2 separate regions of the Homo sapiens genome follow, and region 1 is linked to region 2. The links are chromatin loops, found by intact Hi-C in ENCODE. Cell type or tissue: IMR-90. All regions are shown on one strand. Each heading gives the region's core, and the rest is flanking DNA. Links, peaks and the distances in the headings are about the cores only.

Region 1 (5,394 bases), core at 84-5,083, 1.1 Mb before region 2:
TGCTGCTAATAAAGACATACTAGAGACTGGGTAATTTATAAAGAAAAAGAGGTTTAGTGGACTCACAGTTCCACATGGCAGGTGAGGCCTCAGGAAACTTACAATCATGGCAGAATGGGAAGGGGTAGCAAAGGCATGCCTTGCATGGTGGCAGGCAAGAGAGCATTTGCAGGGGAACTCCCCTTTATAAACCCACCAAATCTCTTGACACTTATTCACTATCACGAGAACAGCTGGGGGAAAACCCACTCCCATGATTCAATTACCTCCCACCAGGTCCCTCCCACAACACGTGGGGATTATGGGAGCTACAATTCAAGATGAGATTTGGGTGGGGACACAGCCAAACCATATCAGAAGTGAAAAGAGTGGAAAAGGAGAACAAACAATTCCTTTGTACACATCATTTTCACTCATGTTCCAATGATGTCGTACGGCCATACCTGGCTGCAAAGGAGTCTGGAAACTGCATTCTGTAGTTGAGTGGCTATGTGTCCAGCTAAATTTTATTCACAAGGAAGATACCAAGGTTCAGCATGCTCTGGTGGGACACTTTTCACTTTAGACAAATGTCTAAATACAAATATTAATGGAAGTAGGCTTAAAATAGATAAAAGATTAAAGAGTTTTAATTACTTGAAGAAAAGAAGGATTTTGTTTAAATGAATGTATGCACTGGGCAATATATGATTAGAGAGTGAAACACTGGCACATTATAAAGGACCAGTAGAATTTCACAGAAGTGTTGCCAATAGAAATTTATTTTTGGCCAGTCTGCTCCATCTACCTAAGTTGTTGACTTGAAGACATTGTGTGTTCAGATTAGAATGACAGACGAAGCATACATATTGTTTCTGTCTTTTTGCGTCTGATGCTCAAATTAAAATTGGATGAGTATGCTCCTTAGTGGTTGTAGTTTGGTAATACTACTGATTTGTGTGTGTGTGTGTGTGTGTGTGTGTGTGTGTGTGTGTCTGTGTTTAGTTTCAGTTCAACTCGGCCACTTCCAGTTGAGATTAATAAAGCCAGTTATTCACTTAAAGTACCTGTACCCACCAGGCTGTATGGCTGAGGCTAGATCTATAAAAACTCAAAGCTAGAAAATGCTTCCATAACTATGACAGTATCTCAGCACTTCAGAAATTATAGAATTTGAGAGTTTAAAAAGGAACATAGTTATCCGATCAGACACTATCAGTTGGAAGGAGTAGCTATCTCTGCCAGAGTTTAAAAGTGGCAGAGAGGATTTTATATACCACTTCAGCTTGCATTATCATCAGAGGAATCAGACATTGTGTTCTGGTGATAAAGCCATTTAAAAAATTTTCTTTTCCAGTCTAATGATTTAAAAACCAAATAGCTATATCAAATTTCTTATTGTTACTCAAACCTTTTAATGTCCTAGTTGATGAAATAACAATTCCCATTTCATACAGTTCTTTGAATTAATTATAACTGTAATTTCCTTAAAAATTCCATATTTGATTATTTTGAATTAAAAATGCTCACAGCATCTTAACAGTATAGAAGTATAGTCAAATGCCCTTCCATTATTTTTGCTACTAATGCATATTCCTTGCCAGAAATAACAAATGTTAATACTTTACTATAGCCCGGGGTGGTGGCTCACACCTGTAATCCCAGCACTTTGGGAAGCCAAGACAGGCAGATCATTTGAACCCAGGAGTTCGAGACCAGCCTGGGCAACATGTTGAAGCCCTGTCTCTACAAAAATTATAAAAATTAGCTGGGTGTGGTGGCACATGCCTATATTCCCAGCTACTTGGGAGGCTGAGCCCAGGAGCAAGGCTGCAGTGAGGCATGAGCGAGCCACTGTACTACAGCTTGGGTGACAGAGCGAGACCTTGTCTCAAAAAAAAAAAAAAGGTTTAACTATAGAATTAACGTGCATATGTGCTCATAAACATGGGTACACGTGCGTACATTTTTTAAAACATAAATTAGATCATGCCACCCGTTATTCTGTGACTACATTTTTTAGTTTAACCATATATTTCAGACTTCTTTCCATGTCATTACATTATTTTATCTGATAAGGTTGAGTGTATTTTTACACTGTTTTTCTTATGTCATCCTAGAGAAAGATGCATAGAATTAAATCCTTTTAACATTAACATACAGAGTTAAAAGTATACCCCAAGCATTGGTTCTTATCCTTCAAAGGTCCTTTTTCAGATTTTGTGAAGGCCATTGGAATGCCCAGGTTGTAAGTTGAGTGTAGTTTTAATATTTGGAAATTGAACTAATAATAATCCCAACTTTATCCATGTTAATGCTTCTATGTATTTAAAGTTATAAGTAGTTAATAAGACATAATTTGAACAGATTATTTTGGATAGCCGATGTATAATCAATTCATAGGAATTTAAGAAAGAAGTTTTTTGTGTGTGACCTCAGGTTTACTTTTGCATTTAGTTATGAACTACATTCAAACTAGATTTGGTTTCACATTTTCTTAGCTCTTTTAAAAACATATTATCAAAAAATTAAAATTAATTTCCCTATGCTCATATATTATTATTTTATAATCTGAATTTTCTGGGACGGAGTTGTAATTCTTCTGACAATCCAATAAATTTATTTTGTGTTCTGTGAGCTTACAAGTCCACTAGAGGGTGCATTTTACTCTTTTTTGACACAGACAGAAATTTAAGTCCATAATTTTGTTTCACTTTCACAGAGCTAGTTGGGTTAACAGCTTTGGAAAGCAAAGTCCCTTAAATTCTTAAACATGGACACTAGGAGACTGTTGTACAAAAACATAATTCATTAGTATAAAGCAACCATATCATTATTAAAATAGTGGCCTTACCAGTGGATGCTATTGTAGGATGCAGAAGGGAGCACGGTGGGGTGGGGATGTCTAGGGAAGCTTCATGGGCAAGATGGGATCTGTAGTGTTCAAACACCTGGTGAAGTCAAACTTTTTGGTCTCAGGACCCCTTTACACCATTGATAATTATTAAGGCTCCCAAATAGCTTTTATTAATGTGGGTATTGATATTTAATGTTCTAGCAATTAAAATTTTTTTTTTTTTTACTAATGCATTTAAAAATAACAATAGTAACGGGCCAGGCCTGGTGGCTCAAGCCTGTAATCCCAGCACTTTGGGAGGCTGAAACGGGCGGATCACCTGATGCCAGGAGTTCGAGACCTGGCCAACATGGAGAAACCCCATCTCTACAAAAATAAAAAAATTAGCCGGGCTTGGTGGCACGCGCCTATAATCCCAGCTACTTGGGAAGCTGAGGCAGGACAATTGCTTGAATCAGGGAAGCAGAGGTTGCAGTGAGCTGAGATCTTGCCGTTGTACCAGCCTGGCAACAGAGCGAGACTGTCTCAAAAAATAAATAAAAATAAACCCATTACATGTTAATATGAATAACATTTAAATGAAAAAGAACTATATTTTCCAAAACAAAAATTAGTGAGAAAATGGCATTGTTTTACCTCTTTGCAGATCTTTTTAATGTCTGGGTTAATAGAGGGCAGCTAGAGTCTCATATTTGCCTCTGCATTTAATCTGTTGTGTGTTTTGGTTAAAGTATGTGAAGAAAATTCAACCCCACGCAGCTATGAAGTTGGAAAAGAATATTTTAATAGCCTTTTCTGATAATTGTGAGTAGTCTTCTGTGATTCTATATCTAAACAATCAAATGGTAGTTCCTTAGGGGCTAGTTGCCATGTGGAACCTGAAACCATATCAGTGAACTTATTCTAGTTAGTTATGTTAAAAGCCAGTAGTCTCTCTTGGACCTTGAAAGACTCTTTTGCTCAGGCATGACTTTGTAATATTACACATTGGTCTTGGAAAATATTGGTTCATCTAGTTATGTAAATCTTCCAAATGTTAACACAATATCAGTCTTGTAAATATGTCAAGTTCATGATGGCAGATACAAGTTTTCTAAGAATTTAATTTTCATTTGAAAGCTTGAATTTTATCACTGGCAACAAATACTAACAGTTGTTTTCCTTGAATTGACATGCCCACTTCATTTATTTTTAAGAAAATATCTGTGAAATACCCAAGTTCGAATAATTATAGTTTGCCTGTAAGTCATTTTTTCAAGTAAAAATGGTGTTCCATGAAAAGAGAAGTTAGTTAGGTTCACGAGTACTTTTCCTTGAGACAACCCTTAGACTTTTACATAGAGCAGAAATGTTTTGTATGTATTTCATCACACAGAATAGTAACGTGTCAAGATTTAATAAAATTGATAGTTTACTGCTTCATCAAGGCCATTTTTATGTAAAACACAATGGCAGCTGGTAGAGTTTGGTGCCACCAGCATGATTTGTGCTAAAGGGCCAGCAGTTTCACTCACTCACTCTCTCCATCAATGTTAATGCAAACACAATGCAAGAGGTAAATAATGTCTTAGTATGATGACATTAGTTTTGATCCTGCAGATCCTCTGAAAGGGTCTTGGGGACCCTCAGGAGTCCATGCACACATTGAAAACGGCTGGACTAGGAGAAGCATAGAACTGGGTGTTGTGAAGCCATTGCAAACAAGGATGGTGTATGAGGGCAGGGGTGAACATGAGTGTCAGCCGAACAAGGGGCTGAGGGTAGACTCCAATTGATGGCTCTTGTGGGAATAGAGGAAATCAGAGGAGAAAAGAATGTGTCTTGAAGGCAGAGCAGACCGGAGAGGTCCCTGAACACAAGTTCTGAGAAGCAATTTTGTGGCTTTCCTGGTAGGTGGGCATGCGTCTTTAATTAAGCACCCCTGCCCTTCCCACTCTGCCCTGTTTCTCCCATATTTCTACCTGTTGGTTCTATTTTTACCCCCAAATGCAGCATAAGGCTCTGCTTTCTCCTGTGCAGCCTTTCAAATATGAACTTAGGGTCTTGAGGCCCAGTGGAAGGGAGCTTCGAATGTCAGAACAACTGGAAACTTTTTTCCATAGATAGTAAGGAGCCATTGCTTACTCTGGTCTCTCCTTCCCTTCCTGTTTTTCTGCCTACCTTTTTGAGAATGGCATTTGACAATGATATTTATTGAAAGAGCACTATGTATTAATAGTGCTCTTGGGTTATGTTAGGGTTGCAGCCGTGAACAGACAGCCTCAGTACCTGCTGTCAAAGAGCCAAGAATCTAGTAAAGGATACAGGCAAATGTGGTCAGGATCATGGGAACATTTGGTGAGGGCCTCTAATCCCAGAGGGGAAAGGGCTTGCAGGTCAGATTGCAGGACTTTTTGGAAGAACTAAGACTATGGAGGCTGAGACTTAAAGAGTGAGGGGTTAGTTAAGCAAAAGGTATAGGGAGCCTAAGGAAAAGGAGAGGGTTCTGGAGAGGGCTCCACAAGGATTTGGATTTAGAGACAGCACATGAGCAGTCAGTGTGGCCGCAGCGTAGACTG
Region 2 (5,394 bases), core at 214-5,213:
TAACTAAAAAGTCCAAATGGGAAGATCTGGCTTCAGGCCATATTGATTCCTGGTTCAAAGGACATCTCCTGGTCCCTAGCTCCACTTCATTTCCTCTGGATGAAGAAATAGTAGATGGAAGAGTTGTGGGGTCCTTGCGGAGGCCCCCAAGTTTCACATCATTACAAGCCAGCTTTCCCAGTTGTGCAAACAAAAGTCCTGGAAAATGACTTGGGTTGTGTGCCTATCCCTGATTGTCTCACAGTGCTCAGTGATAGCTGATGCCACTCTGAGGGTCAGTTGAAGTTTGTAAATAACTTCACTCCATTCCTTCTAACCTCTTTTGGTATCCATCAAAGAAGGCCATGGATTTTCCAGATCAAAATGTGTCCAAACATAAATTGAGGGCATTAGATACATGCTAGGACCTGAGTTGAAGGTATGGGCTTGGTAACATAATGTAGCTATTTCTGGGTTTCAGACGGGCATAAAGATTAGTAAGATTAGTTAAAAATGTAGGGCCTTAGAGTAAGACAGGCCTGGATCCAAATGATTGCTTCACCAGAGCAAGAAACCTTGGATAAGTACTTAATTTCTCTTGAGACTCAGTTTCCCCAATTAGAAAATGGGAGTATTGAGAATACCCAAATCATTGGGTTGTTAAAAGGATGAAATAAAATACCTGGCACAATTATTATATTTCTTAATATATAAACATATGTTATATAATAAATATGATATATTAATATATGTATTATTCTGTTCTCATGCTGCTATGAAGAAATACCTGAGATTGGGTAATTTATAAGGAAAAGAGGTTTAATTGACTCACAGTTCCACGTGGCTAGGGAGGCCTCAGGAAACTTACAGTCATGGCAGAAGGGGAAGCAAACACATCCTTCTTCACAAGGCAGCAGGAGGAAGAAGTGCCGAGCAAAGAGGGAAAACCATCTTATGAAACCGTCAGATCTCATGAGAACTCACTCAATATCACAAGAGCAGGGTGGGGGTAACCTCCCCCATGATTCATCCACCAGGTCCCACCCACAACACACTGAGATTATGAGAACTACAATTCAAGATGAGATCTGCATGGGGGCACAGCCAAACCATATCAATATACAATTTATATAATAATATAACATATATTATTATACAATGTCTGGCACAAGGAGATGCACAATAAGTACTATTTTTGTTGCTAAGTACTTTCTCCTCCGGGCACACAGAGCAATACTGTGGAAAACCATGCTAAATTATGAAGGATTTTCCTTGTAGTTTCTAGAAGTGGCCAATTTGATAGTTATCCCAGGCAGTAAGCAAATTATCCTGCCATTTCTCCTATTATTATTTGTAAATAGCAAATGGAGAACCTAGTATGAGAGATGGAGGGTGAAGGAGACTTAAGTATATGAATTGTCTTAAGCACTGATGTGTTTGTGTATATGCATATATATATATCTGCATACGTGTATATGGATATATATGTATAGATGTGTGTATGTGTATATATGTACATGCATACATATGTATAGATGTGTGTGTGTGTGTGAGACTAAGATGTTTATGCTAGGATTATGCTAGCAGAGATTCATTGATCATTTCTCAAAAGTAACACAGGATACTTTGCAGGCTATGCCAAATTTGAGACACATATGAATTTAGCAACACTGCAAGATGTTGCTGAGGCCTTCTACTCTTAGATATGTTTCCACAAAAAGAGGAAAATCAAGGCATTTTTGTGGTGTCATTTAAAGCGAAGCAATCTTGCTCAAATTTAATATTTAAGTAAATTGTAAAAATACTGACGACATAAATTCACTTTTCTAAAATGCATTTTTAACATTTATTTATTTACGATATTTTTTTTTTTAATTTTTTGAGATGGAGTCTTGCTCTGTCACCCAGGCTGGAGTGCAATGGCACGATCACAGCCCACTGCAACTTCCACCTCCTGGGTTCAAGCGATTCTCCTGCCTCAGCCTCCCAAGTAGCTGCGATTACAGGCATGCGCCACCATGCCCTGCTAATTTTTATATATTTAGTACAGGAGGGGTTTCGCCATGTTGGCCAGGCTGGTCTCAAACGCCTGATCTCAGATGATCCACCTGCCCCGGCCTCCCACAGTGCTGGGATTACAGGTGTGAGCCACCGTGCCCAACCAAAATTTATTTTTTTAAATAAATAATACTAGAATTATGCTTGAGAGATTTCTTTTTTATATCAACTAAAAACTGTGACTTTCTGTGATCTAAAATTTTGTTTCTTTGGGAGACAGTAACAATGAAGGTAATCTTCCCAAGTATACTACATGAATTATGTTGAAATATTTGGTGTAACTACATAAATATAAATGTAACAAGAGCCTTTTATTTCCAAAATGAGATTCAATTTATTTTAAGAATAAGATATCAACTAGCACCCTCTTGTGGAAATGATTATTTTAGATATTGGAAAAGAAAATCTTACACAAGCAGCATGGTGGCACACCTATCATAGATGTATTTTTTTCCACACACTCTTGATGACTTCAAATTAATTGTATACTTTTGTTTATACACAGAGTCTAGGAGAAGATGTTAACATGCAGCACAGTGATGACTGCAGATTTATTCTCAAGACATTTTTTTCTTAAGTAGATCTTCAGCTGTCATCTGATTCAATTAGTCTAAGAATTTTAATTTATATTTCACTTCAAAAGGTTGAACTAGATAAGTACACAGAAATACAAATAAAAGTACTTTTTACAAGCTTTAAAACTGTGGTGTCCCCTATCTGTATTTTTTTCCTCTAGCATCTGCCTTGCCAAAAGTTCTCTTGATGCCTCCTCCCCGGGGGATAGGTTCTGACCCAGACCTGAACCAGTTCTGACCAAATGTGAAATCCTCCAGGAATGTCAGCCACCCTTCCTACCTCCAATTTTTATTGATTGATTGTTTTGAGACAGGGTCTTGCTCTGTCATCCAGGCTAGAGTGCTGTGGCATGACCATAGCTCACTGCAGTCTTGCACTCCTGGGCTCAAGCAATCCTCCTGCCTCAGCCTCCCAAGCAGCTAGGACTACAGGCATGCTCCAACATGCCCATGCTTTTTTTTTGTAGAGATGAGGATTTCATTATGTTGCCCAGGTTTGTCTCAAACTCCTGGTCTCAAGCGATCTTCCCGCCTCAGCTTCCCAAAGTGCTGAGATTACAGGTATCAGCCATCACACCCGGCTCACCTCCACCTTCTTAGTGGCCAGTCACCTTTCCTATATGAGAGTATATAAAAAAGAACAGTCACACTTGTCTAAGAGTGAAAGTAATTCTTGGGCTTAGAATTTTCTGGTACTCAAGCTATTCAAAGATAGGATGTTTAACTGCTTAGTAGGCAATTGACAGAATGTGTTCAAGTTCAGTTAGTTATTTGGGCTCAATAATCTTCATGGTCCCTTCCAATCTGACATTCTAAAGCCTTTCTATTTAGTCTAATGGCCAGTGCCTCTGAATGAACTAATCACTGCCATTGCTCCTCTTTTATTTCTGAGATGGTCATGAAGATTTTAACATAGTCCTTGCAGCATTGGTCTGTATCTTCCCCCGAAATTATTCTTTCAAGTAAACCATCAGGACCTTCAAAGGGCCATTCAAAGTGCACATTAGGCCAGACAAGGTGATGCATGCCTATAATCCCAACACCTTAGGAGGCTGAGGCAGGAGGATTGCTTGAGCTCAGGAGTTTGGGACCAGCCTGGGCAACATAGGGAGACCTTATCTCTACAAAAGTAAAAATAAAAAACATTAGCCAGGTGTGGTGGTGTGCATCTGTGGTCCCAGCTACTTGCAAGGCTGAGGCAGGAGGATGGCTTGAGCCCAGGAGGTTGAGGCTTCAGTGATCCATAATCACACCACTACATTTCAGCCTGGGTGACACAGCAAGACCTTGTCTCCAAAAAACAAACAAACAGAAAACAAACCAGTGCATATTTATTAGGGAACTCGGCCATAATAGTGACATGAGGCCCTTTAATCATTAGTTTTAAACAATTATAAATAATCAAGGAATATATAGGTTATCTCCAGCAGATAATTGTCAGGTATAATTAAGGGTGAGATGCTGATTCAGACAGAGAAATGTGTAACGTAGAAGGCATAGGGGCACATATTCAAGGGAGACATGAAGCATCCTGAGATGAAGGACAAGTGTGGGATTTGGGGTACAAACAATCCAATTCAAACGCTGGTTCTGTTTGTTGTTACATGAATGGCCCTAGGTATCTGAGACTCCCATATCTGTCAAATAAGAATGATTGTATTTACCTCACAGGGTTGTTGTAAGAATTAAATGGCATAAAAAACAATGAGAAGCACAGAGCATAATACTTAATCCAAGAAGGCTCTCAAAAACTGCTAGCTTTACTTTTTTGTTTGTTTGTCTTTTTCTTCCTTCAGCCTTTATTTTTGTGTGTGTGACAGAGTCTCATTCTGTTGCCCAGGCTAGAGTGCAGTGTCAATGCTCACTGTAGCCTCAAACTTCTAGACTCAAGCCATCCTCCTGCCTCAGCCTCTCGAGTAGCTAGGACTGTAGGTGTGCACTACCAAGCCTGATTACTTTTTAAAATTTTTGGTAGAGATGGGGGTCTCACTGTGTTGCTCAGGTTGGGCTAGCTTTTCTTATGGCCAGAAAGGGTCCTTGATGTTTAAGGATTTAATAGCCAGGGGCTGGGGGCAGGGGGGACAAACTAAACAAATATTTCATATATGAAATTAAATTGTGTTCACTGATTATCCCTGATAACCTTACCTGATGAATCAGGGGACGAGATCTCCATCTTCCCTAATATTTTACAATATTTTTCTAATAATCTTTGATTACTGATTGGGGCACATTTTTATCTCTCAGCATTTAGATTCAGACAGTGTGAGTGCTCTTAGCTAACTTGGACTCATATGTTTGTGTGAGCAGATCTTTGTAAGTTTGACCTCCCTAGCCTTTGCATTAAGGACATCTCTGAAAGCTGAAAGCAAACACTTTTAGGAAACAACAGCTTCTCTTCTCTACAGTGAGGAATCCCTGGAAACCTTGGTAGTTGAGCCCTGACTATTCAATAATTCAGTTAACTACGGAATTGGTTAGGTCTATAAACTTGGTGATCACAGTTCATGCTAGGAATTCACTTCTGAAGACTTAGTAGTATTCAAAGGATGCATAATTTAAGACATACTGTTGAAGGATAGTATTTGTAATTTATTAGCTAAAGTAGTATCACCATGTGGCAAGAACAAAAATAGCATGTATTCAGACAGCACGTTTTAAAAGTAGCAATTTCTTATTAATTTTTAATTGATTTTGATAATTTTGTTGATTTTAATGAATTTATTTTCATTTTAGTTACCATTGTTCAAAATGTTATACAAAACTAAACTTTTACTGTTTT

Evidence for each region. Hi-C counts contacts between places; a loop is a spot of excess contacts. Peaks named below come from ENCODE experiments on the same cell type or tissue, not always from the same donor. Only the 100,000 strongest peaks of a DNase experiment are listed, where the experiment ranks them.
Region 1: it touches region 2 in a loop (12-fold over the local background); 14 of 110 quality-filtered maps call a loop at or near these places.

What each region holds. Positions count from the first base shown.
Region 1 is chr5:54,231,988-54,237,381 of GRCh38, reverse strand. The region is part of intron 1 of ARL15 (ARF like GTPase 15); the gene reads left to right. Among named protein-coding and RNA genes, the nearest start is that of ARL15, 76 kb to the left of the region's middle. In IMR-90, for the core only: a CTCF peak has its summit at 2,634 (motif pointing right); a DNase peak (open chromatin) is centred at 2,651.
Region 2 is chr5:53,120,913-53,126,306 of GRCh38, reverse strand. No RefSeq gene overlaps it. Among named protein-coding and RNA genes, the nearest start is that of MOCS2-DT, 14 kb to the right of the region's middle. In IMR-90, for the core only: a CTCF peak has its summit at 2,430 (motif pointing left); no DNase peak of the experiment used is centred there.